2 separate regions of the Mus musculus genome follow, and region 2 is linked to region 1. Evidence: chromatin loops called from intact Hi-C (ENCODE). Cell type or tissue: heart. All regions are shown on one strand. Each heading gives the region's core, and the rest is flanking DNA. Links, peaks and the distances in the headings are about the cores only.

The links. A loop is a pair of places that touch in the nucleus more often than their neighbours do. Peaks named below come from ENCODE experiments on the same cell type or tissue, not always from the same donor. Only the 100,000 strongest peaks of a DNase experiment are listed, where the experiment ranks them.
Region 2: it touches region 1 in a loop (5-fold over the local background); 7 of 42 quality-filtered maps call a loop at or near these places.

Annotation. Positions count from the first base shown.
Region 1 is chr17:28,527,044-28,535,073 of GRCm38, forward strand. It overlaps Armc12 (armadillo repeat containing 12), which reads left to right and starts at 3,818. Exons shown (of 6, transcript NM_026290.3): 1 at 3,818-4,003; 2 at 4,932-5,077; 3 at 5,300-5,434. The coding sequence starts at 3,841. Gm41506 (a long non-coding RNA gene) reads right to left here and starts at 6,684. Exons shown (of 3, transcript XR_003952333.1): 1 at 6,620-6,684; 2 at 2,586-2,737; 3 at 1,702-1,898. In heart, for the core only: a CTCF peak has its summit at 3,481 (motif pointing left); no DNase peak of the experiment used is centred there; H3K4me3 peaks cover 388 bases; H3K27me3 peaks cover 3,628 bases.
Region 2 is chr17:28,201,765-28,207,834 of GRCm38, forward strand. It overlaps Zfp523 (zinc finger protein 523), which reads left to right. Exons shown (of 14, transcript NM_001357995.1): 10 at 351-584; 11 at 671-834; 12 at 1,322-1,486; 13 at 2,691-2,804; 14 at 3,347-4,122. The coding sequence ends at 3,445. Def6 (differentially expressed in FDCP 6) reads left to right here and starts at 6,014. Exons shown (of 11, transcript NM_027185.3): 1 at 6,014-6,070. In heart, for the core only: CTCF peaks have their summits at 2,745 (motif pointing right) and 2,984; a DNase peak (open chromatin) is centred at 2,817; H3K27ac peaks cover 411 bases.

The DNA.
Region 1 (8,030 bases), core at 1,244-6,243:
GTTTTATCTGGTCACCTGTTTTATCTCAACAAAGCAGAACACAGAAAGATTGTAGCAAGTTGACCTTGAGCTTCTACATGCTTGCACACACAGGTCTGCATATACTCTAAAGCAAGTGGGTACACACGGGCACACACAGGGGCACACCACAAACACCAGAAAACAGAAGAAAAAAGGGAAACGTGAAATTTGCTAAATCATCTCGATTGGGGTCAGAAAGGGTAAAAAGACTGGGTGAGAAGGCAGAGCAGAGACCCAGTCTCAGCCCAGCTAAAGTGGCTTTTGACCCTAAGGTGACAGTCCTGGGGGTGGGGGGGAACTGTTTTCCTGCCTTGAATTGGTGGGAAGTGACAGGTGATCCCAAGGCAGTAGAATCTTCAAGGGACTTTGCTCCTTTTCCTTGTGTTCCATGTTGCTGGGAGTCCCTGAGGTTCCCAGGCAGATTTTCAGAGAGGACAAGAAGATGCCGGGCATAGGTGTGTTCCATGCTCCCTACACCATGGCAAACAGTGAGTCGCGGTTCTGAGTGGGTGGGTCCTGTCAAGCTGTAACAGTTTAATCTCTGTCCAGACTCTCCTACCCTAGCTCGAAAGGGGGGGAGGGGGAGGAAGCTCATGGCCATAGTCACCACCAGAGGCTGTGGCGAGAGGAGAGAATGTTCCAGGCACCTCTGGAGTGCGAATGAAAACATAGACCCTTCGGTCTGCAAATGCAGACACAGCCCAGGCAAAGCTGCTCTCTCTCCCTTTAGGGCCATGTTACAAAGAGAGGCACCAAGTCCCTCTCTGCAAACAGTGAGGGCTGTGTCTAAGCCTTTAAGCACTGACAACATAGCTTAAAGAGCTACCAAGTGCAAGCCTCCATCTGGGATGCTGCCAACAAAGCCAAGCAGCCTTGAGATTTCCTCAGGGAGGCCGACTCCACAGCTGCAATTGGAAGCAGAACAACAGGACAGCAGAACTGTCTAAGGTGTCCATCCGTTGTTTTCAAACTCGGGTGGGAAGAGGCATCGATGCTTGAGGAATAGTCTGCCACTCATAGTGGGAACGCAACACATAGTTCAGGAAGCTGCTGGTGAGCTTCCCCCAAGCTGTCAGGAAAGACACCCAAAGGCCCAAGCCTAGAAGTGGGCCTCTGCTGCCCTCTAGTGGAAGAAAGGGCAGTGGCCCGAGGCACCCGCTGGCCCCTCAAACCTGGCTCAAAGAAAAAGGAACTGGAGAAGTGAATGCGATGTCTTAGTGAAACTCCTCAGTTTGAACAATGAATACGTATGCTAATTAAAAATAAAACAGGAAGCTGGAAGGTGTCAGTGCACACCTTTCATCCCAGCACTTGGGAAGCCTGGTCTACACAAAGTGAGTCCTAGGACAGCCAGAGCTACACAGAGAAACCCTGTCTCGAAGAACAAACAAATCAACAAGCAAAAGCCAGGCACACTAGTGTAATCTGAGCCGTGGGGGAGTTGGGGACAGAGGGATACCCTTGAGCTAAGTGAGTGAGCCTCAGGTTTAGTGAGAGTTCCTGTCTCAGGAATTATGATGGAGCGGGGCCTAGAGAGATGTCTCTCAAGCATGCTACCTGGTTCAATTCCCAGCACGCACATCTGTCTGGCAGCTTGAAACTACCTGTAACTCAGGCTCCAGGAAGATGTGATGCCCCTGCGGGCATCTGCATTGATGTTCACAGACTCACACACAGATAGAAGCATAGAAACATAATGTAATATTAATGTAGTAAGAGGGAGCTGAAGAGATGGCTCAGTGGTCAAGACGATTGGTTGCTCTTGCAAAGAACCAGGTTCGGCTCCCAGCATCTCCATGGTACCTCACAAGGGTCTAACTCCACTGCTAGATCTCACCCTGTCTTCCAACCTGACATTCATGGATGCACATACGTACCTAAAACCAAAACATCCACATACATAAAATACAATAAGTAATAAAATACAATGGAGAGAGAGTGAGCCCAAAGGAGACACTTAGTATTATCCTCTGGCCTGTGTACATGTGTGTGAACACACATGCATATATATATATCTGACACAGGTGCACACACAAGTTCACACATGTACACACACTCACACACACACACACACACACACACATCTCCCAGGCACTCCCACTGTAGGATAAAAAGGCAAAGGATAAACACCCAGACCCGGACTTGACCCTAAGCCCAAGACCAGAAACAAGAAATAGAATCCTATACCAGCCCCTGGGCTTGCCACAAAACCCACCAATCCTGAACAGGAAAATCCACCAATCCCTGAGCTCGCTCAAGCTCAGGAATTGAAATCCCACCAATCCTCATCTTGGAAATCTCCACAGGAAAATCTCCCTGCCCCCAACCCAGGCAGCAAGAAATCTTATATAAGTTTTGCCTTCTGCTCAGTTCTCTGCAGCTTCTCACTCGAGCAGAGACAGCCACCCTCCCAACAGACACAATAGACACAATCTCTTGTATGCCGCTTGTTGGTTATGCAGGGTGACCTTGTGTTATTCCCTGGCTCCCAATTGCCAGGATACCTCTAGCAGCAACTCTAACATTTTCATGGGAGCAGAGCTTTTTCTGGGATCTCCCCCTACCTGAGCAGGGCTGTAACACTTTTGTTGGAGAAACCTTCCCCTGCACAGTCCATTTCCGTAGCGGAAGCCTTTTCCTTCTGAGCCGCAACACTTAGATCCACAACCATACAGGAGCTGGGCGGTGGTGATGCATACCAGTAACCTGCCAGCCACTAGGGAGGTAGAGGCAGGAAGATCAATCAAGGTTATTCTTTTTTTTTGGGGGGGGGGGTCCGAGACAGGGTTTCTCTATGTAGCCCTGGCTGTCCTGGAACTCACTTTGTAGACCAGGCTGGCCTCGAGAACTCATAAATCCACCTGCCTCTGACTCCCGAGTGCTGGGATTAAAGGCGTGCGCCACCACGCCCGGCTCCTGGAAAGGTTATTCTTAACAATATAGTAAGAGCCTGAATTAGGTGATATTTCAAAAACTACAGAGAGGAGGTAGAGAGAGGGCACCACACAGCTAGGTGCTCTTGCTCTTCCTGATGACCCAAGGTTGGTTACTGGCACACACCTGGCTCAGCTCACCACTGTCTGCAACTCCAGTTCTAGTGGGTCCAACACTTTCTTCTGCACGCCTTGGGTATCCACGTGCATGTGACTTTGACACACCTCAATGTAAAAAACCAGGTGTGGTGATGCACACCTTTAACCCAGCAAGGGTTAGGCAGAAGCAGGCAGATTTCTCAGATCTAGGCCAGCCAGGGTTACATAGTGAGGGTTACACTGTTTATAAACAAACAAATATAAGGGGCTGGAGAGAGAGATGGCTTAGCCGGTTAAGAGCGCTGGCTGCTCTTCCAGAGGTCCTGAGTTCAATTCCCAGCAACCACATGGTGGCTCACAGCCATCTGTAATGGGATCTGGTGCCCTCTTCTGGTATGCCTGAAGACAGCTACAGTGTACTTATATACATAAATAAATAAATCTTTAAAAAAAAACCAGAAAGAAAAAAATAAACAAATAGATGACAAAACCCCATAAAGCTCCGAAGAGATGAGCCTTTCCACGCTAGGCAAGCGGTGCCTCTGAGCCCCACTCCCTCCCTCCCTTCTACCCCTAGAGTCTCTGACTTCTTCTTCTCAGCCTCCTAAAGTAGCACCTTCCCTCCTCTGAACCACTCTGAGGCCTCCTGGACCCCGTCATCTCCTAAGTGTCCTTTGTTGCCTAGTGCTGATTCTAGTACCCTGGTTCTGGGCCCTGCCAGGGTTCTGGTTCTAGAATGTTCTCTCCAGGCCTAGCTCCTACCTAGCCACAAGGCAGCACGGAAGACATGGGCAAGACCATTCCCCGGTTCCTGGAGCAACTGGACCTCATCAAAAGCTTCGTGGGCCTGGCTACAGGCGCCGGGGCCTTATACCTGCTGTACAAGGCCGTCAGGACTGGCTTAAAATGTCATCCGCCACTCTGCTCCAACTCGCCGATCTGCATTGCCCGTAAGTGTCCAGGTCCTGGGGAGAGGGCTCTGCCCCAGGAAGCCTCCCTAAGGCCTCCCCTGGGGGGTGGGGGCAAAGGTGACTCTTTCAAGCTCCTCTTTCCTCCTTCCTTCTTTCTCTCCTCCGGTCTGTCTCAGTTCCCCTCCTCCTTCCCAGCACCTGAGGCAAGGCTCTGCTATAGAAGCTAGTTTGGGAGTCTCTGGGTAGCAGGTTTCATAGAGCCAAGTCTCCAGCCAGGAACCATCAGCTTGGCTTTCTCTGTTCTATGTATTGGAAATGGAAATCAAGAGCTTTTTATCTGTCCTGCTCTTGCCTAGGATCTGAAGATACTGAAGGGAAGAAAAGTTGAGACACCTTTTGCCCAGAGTTTCCAACTAGGTCGTGGGGGACTTTATTTGATGTGTTTGGGTGTTTTGCCTGTGTGTGTGTGTGTGTGTGTGTGTGTGTGTGTGTGTGTGTGTGCAGTGCCCACAGAGGCTAGAAGAGAGCATTGGATCCCCAGACTGAAGAAACAGATGTTTGTCAGTCACCATCTGGCTGCTAGAAATCGAACTCAGGTCCTCTGGAAGAACAGTCAGTGTCCTTAACCACTGAGTCATCTCTCTACTCTCCCTAGGGTACTTTTGTGCCATCAGGAAAAGGGTCAGTAATTTGAGATTGTTGGTGAAAGCAGAACCCTACTTGTTGGCGCTACACACCAGGAAAGTTGTCATTGTGGACAAACGAGTGCCTGACAGGGCAGATGGCACATTATTAGATTAGGTTCTTGGTGCGGTGCACAGTTGGTGTTGCAGCAGTCTGTGAAGCGTGAAGCGCTAGGCACAGCCTTTGCCCTCAGCTCCCTCCTTCCCTCTCCCCCACTTCCCAGCCCCTTGCTTTTCCTAATTCTAAGTCCGTATCCCTAACTGTGGACTGGGGTGCTTTCTAGGCCTGGCCATCGAGAGAGAGCGCCACGGGCGGGACTCCGGTGAGATTCGAAGACTTCTCAACTCTCTAGACTGCAAACAGGATGAGTATACCAGGAGCATGATCCTTCATAACATCACCCGCTGCGTGTACTTGCTGGAGGCTGAGGTGGGCGGGGCCGGGCAGGGCGGGGCGGGGCGGAGCTTAGCCGGGCCCTCCCAGTCAGTCTGGTCCTTGGCTTGTAGCTCACCCGTAACCTCAGGCAGCGTCCTCAGACCTGTCCCTCTGATTGCTAGCATCAAAGAAAAGAAGGCCTCAGAGACTTGGGGGACAGTGCAGGCCAAGACACCCGCTTCTCCCGTCTCCCCCACCTCTCCTCACACACTGTAGGCCTCTTCTTGTACTATGGATGACATCGACTTGGTGGCTGACATGCTAGATGAGAAGGACAACAGTGTAAAAATCCAAGCTCTGAATGCACTTAAAGCTTTCTCTGGCATCAGGAAATTCAGGCTCAAAATCCAGGTGAGCCTGGGTAAGATCCGGTCTGGGTCCTTTAATCTGACAGCTGAATGGTGAAGTTTGTTTGAAGCCGAGTTTGTAACCCGGAGGAGGAGACAGTGGTCAGCTTCCTCCAGGGCCACTCAAGTCTCCACATGTCTGCACGACACTGGACCCCCAAAGAGCAGATTCTTAGACACTGGTGCGTAACTTACAATTGGAGTTAACCGTGTAACTCACAAGACTTGTCATTTCAAGGCTAGATGTCGTTTGACTTCTGACAGGCAGGTTGTGAAACTGGGGTTACCACACTTTCCTGCTTTGGGGGGTGGGGGTATCTGTGTAGTCCTATCTGGCCTGAAACTCACTATGTAGGCTAAGGCTAGCCTTAAATTCAGAGGCCCTCATGCCTCTTCCTTCTGAGTGCTGGGATCAAAGGTGTGCGCCACCACTGCCCGGCTTAAAACATTTCTATCTTATATGTGTGAGGCAGAAAGAAAAACAATTCTGCCGGGCGGTGGTGGCGCACGCCTTTAATCCCAGCACTTGGGAGGCAGAGGCAGGAGGATTTCTGAGTTCGAGGACAGCCTGGTCTACAAAGTGAGTTCCAGGACAGCCAGGGCTACACAGAGAAACCCTGTCTTGAAAAACCAAATAAAGAAAGAAAAGAAGAAAGAAAAGAAAGTAATTCTTCTAACGAAACCCAGGGGCGAGATGGCTCAGTGGGCAAGTGGGCGTTTGCTTCTAAGCCTCACAACCTGATTTCAATTTCCAGGGCCCCACATGGTGGAAGGAGAGAACCAATTCCCACAGGTTGCCCTCTGACCGCCCCCCACCCCGGCCCCACTCCGCACCCATGAGCACGTGCATGCAGCACCTTCTCCCACATGGCAGGAAAACAACAACAACAACAACAAAAGCCTTCCCTAAATGTGGCCAGCCCCAAACTGAGAAACAGCATGGGCATAATGGGGTTCTCTCAATCCCATCCTCCCCTCCGGAAGGGTTATGACCTCACATAAGATGCTGTAGGTGCAGGCACCCTTGCGCTTGCGCAGCCCTGCGCATGCGCACTTGTACGGCAAGGCAGACAGATAGGTAAAGCGCAGTGTGCTGTGTTTGAAGTCCCGTGTGCTCAGGGATATTGTGTGTTAGTTATTGCTGCTTCAGGGACGACACCGATGGCATAGGGAGGGAAGGTATACTTACGCATAGACATCCATTTGCAGCTTGTACTTCTCTGTGGTCTGCCTTTGCTCCGGAAGCATTGACGACTAAGCTCATCCCTTCTTCTCACAGTGCATGACGTACCGTGGTCTGTTTTGTGACTACCTCACTGTTTGTCCATTGTGGGATATTTTTTTAAAAGATTGTATTTATTTATTTTATATATATGAGTACTGTAGCTGTCTTCAGACACACCAGAAGAGGGCATCAGATCTCATTAAAGATGGTTGTGAGCCAGGTGTGGTGGCGCACGCCTTTAATCCCAGCACTCGGGAGGCAGAGGCAGGCGGATTTCTGAGTTCGAGGCCAGCCTGGTCTACAAAGTGAGCTCCAGGACAGCCAGGGCTATACAGAGAAACCCTGTCTCGAAAAAAACAAAAAACAAAAAACAAACAAACAAAAAAAGATGGTTGTGAGCCACCATGTGGTTGCTGGGAATTGAACTCAGGACCTCTGGAAGAGCAATAAGTGCCCTTACCCGCTGAGCCATTTCTCCAGCCCCCCATTATGGGATATTTATATCTTCCCTGGTTTCTTGCATCTCCACATGCGACAAGCAGATGGCTCAACCTCCTTGTATTACATTAGTATTAGTATTATTGAATTACTGTAGATGTTTGACTATTTTACATTTTAATATTTCCGTCTTGGTTAGTTTTTACCACCAACTTGACATAACCTCAACTGAAGAGTTCCCTCTACCAGACTGGCCTGTGGGCAACTCTGTGAGAGAGTGTCCTGTCTGATGATTGGGGTTGGGGCCCAGCCCGCTGTGGGCAACACCATCCCTAGATGTGGGCCTAGGCTCTGTAAGAAACTTAGCTGAGCATGAACCAGTGAGTGAACTAGAAAGCAGCATTTCTCCACGGCTCTTCAAAAAGGAGTAAACATTTATTTTATGTGTATGAATACTTTTGCCTACATGCATGGATGGTATTATAGTCACGCCTGTTGATTGTGGAGACCAGAAGAGGGGCCAGATCCTGGAACTGGAGTTATGGATGGTTCTAAGCCACCATGGAGTAACTAGAAACCAAACCTGAACCCTTTGCAAGAACAGCCGATGCTGTTGAGTACGAAGCCATTTCTCCAGCCCCTCCTCCATAGCTCTCATCTCAGGCTTGTACCTTAAATTCAGTTGTGACCTGGAGATTTAAGCCAAATAAATCCATTCCTCTCCAACATTGCTTTCAGTCATGGTGTTAATCTCTCTCTCTCTCTCTCTCTCTCTCTCTCTCTCTCTCCCTCGCACACACATGCACACACACACACTGCAAACTAGAATAATTGTTTCTTACATGGGAAAAATTGGTTTGGGACAAAAGTTTGGACTGAGGTATTGTGTTGGGTTTTTTTTGTTTGTTTGTTTTGTTTGTTTTTGTTTTTTTGAGAC
Region 2 (6,070 bases), core at 426-5,425, 330 kb before region 1:
TCCCGCCATCTCTCAGCCATTTCTCCCATCCTGACACTGTGTTCTTTACCCCACTGTCTCTCCTCTTATGCCTGCAACTCTTAGCCCCGTACCCCACCATTGCAGTGTCTGCCCTCACTCCCCTTCTCTAAGTGCCCCTTACTCTTTCCACCTTGTCTCTGGGTGCGGAGGTCCCAATCTCGTGCCCTCCTGTCTTCCACAGGCCATCTTCCCCAACTCCTGCCCCCAAGTCTCAGTTCTCAGCCCTTTCCCCTGGCTTTCCTGTCACCAGTCCTGTCCCCAACCCTATCCCCTTAGCTTCCCCCTTGCCAGCCCCAGTTCCCACCCCCCTCACAGCCCAGTGTCCCCAGGGGAGAAGCCATACGTTTGCACGGTGCCAGGCTGCGGAAAGCGCTTTACGGAGTACTCGAGCCTGTACAAACACCACGTGGTGCACACACATTGCAAGCCCTACACGTGCAGTAGCTGTGGCAAGACCTACCGGCAAACCTCCACCCTGGCCATGCACAAGCGCAGCGCACACGGGGAGCTGGAGGCCACGGAGGAGAGCGAGCAGGCCCTGTATGAGCAGCAGCAGCTGGAGGGTGAGGGAGCAGAGAGTGGGAGGCAGGGCCACAGAGCCTCTCCGGACATCTAGCATCGAGTAACAGTCTAGGCTCTCTTTTCCTAGCCGCCTCTGCTGCTGAGGAAAGCCCCCCACCCAAACCAACCCACATTGCTTACCTTTCGGAAGTGAAGGAAGAGAGCAGTGCCATCCCAACCCAAGTAGCCATGGTGACGGAGGAGGATGGGCCCCCTCAGGTGGCTCTGATCACTCAGGACGGTACCCAGCAGGTAGAAGCCCTGGGGATGGGTGGAGCAGTCTCCCAATGGCCCCTGAGGTCCTCGGCCTCACCTCCACCCAAGCACCTGTTTTGCCTTTATGGGCTTTAGAGAGCTAGATCTGAGGGGACCAGTGTGTCACCCAGCCCTGCTCCTCCCAGTGTCCTCATCTGAATGACATGCCTGTGCTTAAGTGGGGTCACATCAGGTCTCGAGGATCTTGAAGTCAGAAGTCTGCCAGTGTTGTGGCCACAGAGTACCTTGCCCCTTGGCCATACCTCATTGTCTAGTGTGCCTCTTTCTACTAGGGTGAAGAGGAAGGCACGCTAGGTGGAGGCCCTGACCTGCATGCAGGGGGTTACAGAGGCAAAGTAGTGGGAGGTGCAAGTGCCAGAGAGAGGCCTTGCTGCTGCTTCTGTAGCCGTGGCCCTGCGCTGTGCCAGTGCCCAAGCCCAGTGCTCCCACCCCTGACTCCAGCTCATGTCCCTCCTGTCTGCAGGTCAGCCTGTCCCCAGAAGACCTGCAGGCCCTGGGGAGTGCCATCAGTGTGGTGACACAGCACGGCAGCACCACCCTCACCATCCCCGGTCATCATGAAGAACTAGCCACATCTGGCACACACACGGTCACCATGGTCAGCGCTGATGGCACGCAGACTCAGCCCGTATGACCAGGCACTTTCCTTGTTCTCTGTGTAACCTTGTCATGGGGGTCAGAGGGCATTACATGCACAGACCAAACCATCCAAGATTTCATGAGACAAAGACACCATAAAAGTCTCCCTGCCAGGCCTAGTGGTATGAGCCTGTAGTTGTAGCTAAGGCAGGAGGACCACAACTTTAAGGTCAGTCTGGGCAAAGCAAAGTATGGGGTACAGCTCAGTCATAGAGCTGCCATCTGGCATGTGTGAAGTCCTAGGTTCAGTTCCCAAGACTCAACCACCCAGACTATTTATTTATTTATTTATTCATTATATGTAAGTACACTGTAGCTGTCTTCAGACACTCCAGAAGATAGCATTATAGATGGTTGTGAGCCACCATGTGGTTGCTGGGATTTGAACTCAGGACCTTTGGAAGAGCAGTTGGTGCTCTTAACCACTGAGCCATCTCACCAGACCCCAACCTCCCAGACTTTAAAGTCACCCCTCAAAGGCCAGGTGTGGTGGTACACACCTTTAATCCCAACACTCTGGAGGCAGAGGCAGGAAAGCATCTGTGAGTTCAAGGCCAGCCTGATCTATATTATAACAATTTCTAGGACCACAAAGAGAGACCATGTCTCAAACAACAAACAAATCCAGTCCCCTAGGGCTGGAGAGATGGCTCAGCGGTTAAGAGCACCGACTGCTCTTCTGAAGGTCCTGAGTTCAAATCCCAGCAACCACATGGTGCCTCACAGCCATCTGTAATGAGATCTGATACCCTCTTCTGGGGTTTCTGAAGACAGCTACAGTGTACTTACATATAATAAATAAATAAATTTTAAAAAACAAAAAAATAAAAAACCAGTCCCCTCAGCAACCTTCATCCTTAAAAGCCTTTGGCAGGCAGCTCCAGGCAGCGTATCTGCCATAGGTGTACTCCCTGCGATTTGGAACTAAGACAGCTCCGGGTCAGCCTGGACAGCTTACTCAAAAACACAAAGCATGGGAAGGACTGGGTGTAGCTTGGTGGCTCTGAACACCAAGTCCCTAAGTTCAGTCCCCAGTGCTGTCTCTACCAACCTGACAGCCTGCAAGAAAATCGTGCAAACTAAAGAGAAAAATGCAATCACAATCACCTCCACAGCGCAGTGACCTTGTCCGTCCCGTCTGTGCTGCCCCAGCCATGGAGCAGGTGCAAGGTCTTCTGCTTCTGTGTCTCCAGGTCACAATCATTACCTCTGGGGCCTTGGTGACTGAGGACTCAAGCGTGGCGTCTCTTCATCACCAACAGGTGGCGCTGTTGGCCACAGCCAACGGAACACACATCGCAGTGCAGGTGGGCTGAAGACTGGAGGGAGAGGGAGCCTGAAAGGGAGTGGGGGTGGGGGGCGTGGGCAGTGAGGGAGAGCTCAGGCCCCCTCTGCCTATACAAGGAGACTGGGGAGTCCTTCACCTTGGGGTGGCTGAGGCAGCACCTGTGCTTCACGCTTAGTCTCTCCACCTGGGAGACAGAGAAGCTGGAGCGAATCCTCTCTAAGGCGTTTTCCAGCCAGTTGCTGTTCTGTGAGCCAGCTGATGTCTAACACAGAGTAGCCTGTGGTCTGCCCAGGACGTGCCTAACAGGGCTCTTTACCAGGGAGTTTTCCTCTAGTAGAGCCCTAATAAGAAAGAGCCTTTAACCCCAGCACTTGGGAGGCAGAGGCAGGTGGATCTCTGAGTTTGAGGCCACTCACTACAGAGTGAGTTTCAGGACAGCCAGGGCTACACAGAGAAACCTGTCTCGAAAACCAAACCAACCAAGGGAGTGGGTGGAGCACACAGGTCTGTGGGGTCTGGAAGGGAGGAACTGACCTCTCCCCCTGCTGCACCTCTCCACAGCTGGAGGACCAGCAGACCCTGGAGGAGGCCATAAGCGTAGCCACTGCTGCTATGCAGCAAGGGGCTGTGACCCTGGAAACCACAGAGAGCGGCTGCTGAGCCCAAGAGGACCAGCTCCCACACCACACTGGAGAAGGCTCCATGCTCACAGGCAGCCCTGCCTCCGGGGCCCCCAGCCACAGCTGACCCCAAGAAGATGGCCGCATAGGCCTCAGGGGTGATGAGGCAACAGGAAAATGGCCTCTAGTGGAAAGGTCTGTGGGCTACACCCAAGATGAGGGCCAGGCAGCAGGCAGTCGACACTGAGCTTGGTCACCAGGCTGCCAGACACCTGCGTCCCTCCCTTGGCAGGATATTATTCCTGCTCTGTCCACTCCCTTCCTCAGGGAGGTGGTGACTAGGTGGACGAGGACTGGCCTCCACCCTGGCTGCTAGTACCACCAGGGGAAAGGCCGACAGCTTTCAGCCCAGCGCCTCCCAGCAATAACCGTCTCCTGGGGCTACGGTGGCCAAGATGCCTAGCCACTTGGCACCAGGGACTTCCCACCACCACAGTCAGAATTAATTCCTCAGGGGCCTGTGGCTGGAGTGAAGGTGCCTCTTCGCTTGTCTGTGGCAGAGAGGCAAGCGAGTGGCCTGTACCCAGACTGCTGGGGACTGGGTTTCATTTGTTTTGTGGTTTGGGTTTTTAATCCTATTTTGATAATTTTTTTTCCTGCTCTGGGTGGTGGTGGCAAACGGGCGGATGAGTATTTAATAAAAGTTGCAAGTTTCCACCTGGGCTCCTCCATCATTTCAGTGCTGGTCCCTGGTGGCAGGGCTGGCCAAGCTCCAGCCTGCTTTCCTAGCCCTGCGTGGCCTCAGCGCCCACCCATGCAGCAGGTGGCTCTCCATGGGTCCAGGCAGGAAGAGGCCCTAAGAGAGGTGAGCTCTGGGACCCGCTGGTAGGCTTTTGCCCACACCTACGCCAAACAGGACCCGAGTGGCTGTGCTTCTTCCTGGGCTGTGGCTGAATCTGGGGTAATGCCCGGGCTGCCAGAATTCTGGGTCTTCTGCCTTGCCATCATTGAACAGAGCCTGGACCCTTCCTTCCCTGCCACCATCACTACATACAACCTCACCAGGGTTCCAGTGACTTCTTCCCAGTGCTAACATCCCGGCTCTGTAACCCAGTTAGGGGGCAGGATGTCTAAGTTCATGCCGTGAGACCCCAAAGACACAGGGGGACCCCGCTAAAGAACCCCCAAAAAGAACGTCAGAAGGCCAGAGCAGCCACAGCTGGACAGGTTCTGGCACCTCATGAAGAGCAGCTATAATGCTACCCACAGCTGTGTAGGAACACTGTGGGAACTGTGGGAGCCTCTCCCTCCCTCCTCGTCATCTCTCTGTATGATGCTCTCATGAGCCCCCAGCCCCTTCCTGCTGACAGAGCCAGGAAATCAGGGACCAAGTGCATAAGATTATCCTCTCCTGGGACACCTAAGGAAGCCCTCATTTGCTGTTGCTCAGCTGGGATCTTTTCTCTCCTCCTCCTCCTCTTCCTCTCCTCCTCCTCTTCTTCCTCCTCCTCTTCCTCCTCCTCTCTTCCTCTTCCCCCTCTCCTCCTCTTCTTCTTCCTCCTCTTCCTCCTCCTCCTCCTTCTTCCTCTCTCTCTCTCTCTTCCTCTCTCTCTCTCCCCTCCCTTCCTCCCTCCCCCCTTCTGGGCTTTTTTATAGTTTGTTTTTGAGACAGAACTGTTCTTCATAGCCTAGGTGGTCTCAAACTCATCCCAAGGTTTTAGAACTCCAAGTGAGGAGCAAGTGGAGGGGCTGGGTATATGCCCCTGTGAGTGAGTAGGTGGATGGGTGGAGCACAACTCCAGAATTAGCTTCCACTGACTTCATTGAAATTTAATGGCCACCATGATCTGTGTGGGCATTGCATCTGAAGAAGTGGAGGCTGCTGAAGAGGGCTCTGCCCATGGCCTGCCCTGCCCCTGACTGGATTTCTGACGTGAGCCCCACTGTCAAGGTCACCCTGTGTGCCTAAATACAGGCTCTGGTGTCTTGAAAGCCATCAAGTACAAAGTGGGCAGTATTCTGAAGTTTCTTTTAGAGCCAAGGCCCGGGGAGGGGGAAACAGCAAACCAAACTGCCAAGGCACCCTGTCGTGGAGAAGCGGAGAAGCAGCTGGCTCTGTCCTTCCTCCGCTGGGTTGCTTTTGCTTGGGTAGAACTCTGCACTGAGCTTCTGCTGGGTGGCTCTAAAGAAATATCCTGTCCCGGGCCTACAGGGCCTACAGTTTTCTTTCTGTCCAGTCTCAGGCACCCACACAGCTCTGTGAGGTAGGAACGTACTAAGAGTAGACTGTTGGGGCTAACTCATCCAATCGCTTCCACTTGGTAAGCTTGACTCCTGATCCTGTGTCCCTCCAAGTCTGGAAGGGCCTGCTTCCTCTCTCTAGAGCTACCACTGGGAGCCTGGGAAGATCCTGAGGCAAGCAGGCTTCTAAAGTGACTATCTGTGCTGAGGGAGCCAGGGCCCAAAGGAGGGCTCCAGCTCTGGGAGGGTCAGCCCTGGAAGCAGAGCGTGGCGAGAGCAGCTGGCTAGGCCCTGGAAGCAAGAGGGAACAGGCAGGTGGAGCTCTCGCTCCGCTCTGCACCAGGGCCTCTCTGCGGTCTGCAGCCGTTTGCATTTCCTGAAACCGGATCTTGGTGTCAGAGCCGCCCCTGGGCCGGGGCGGGCG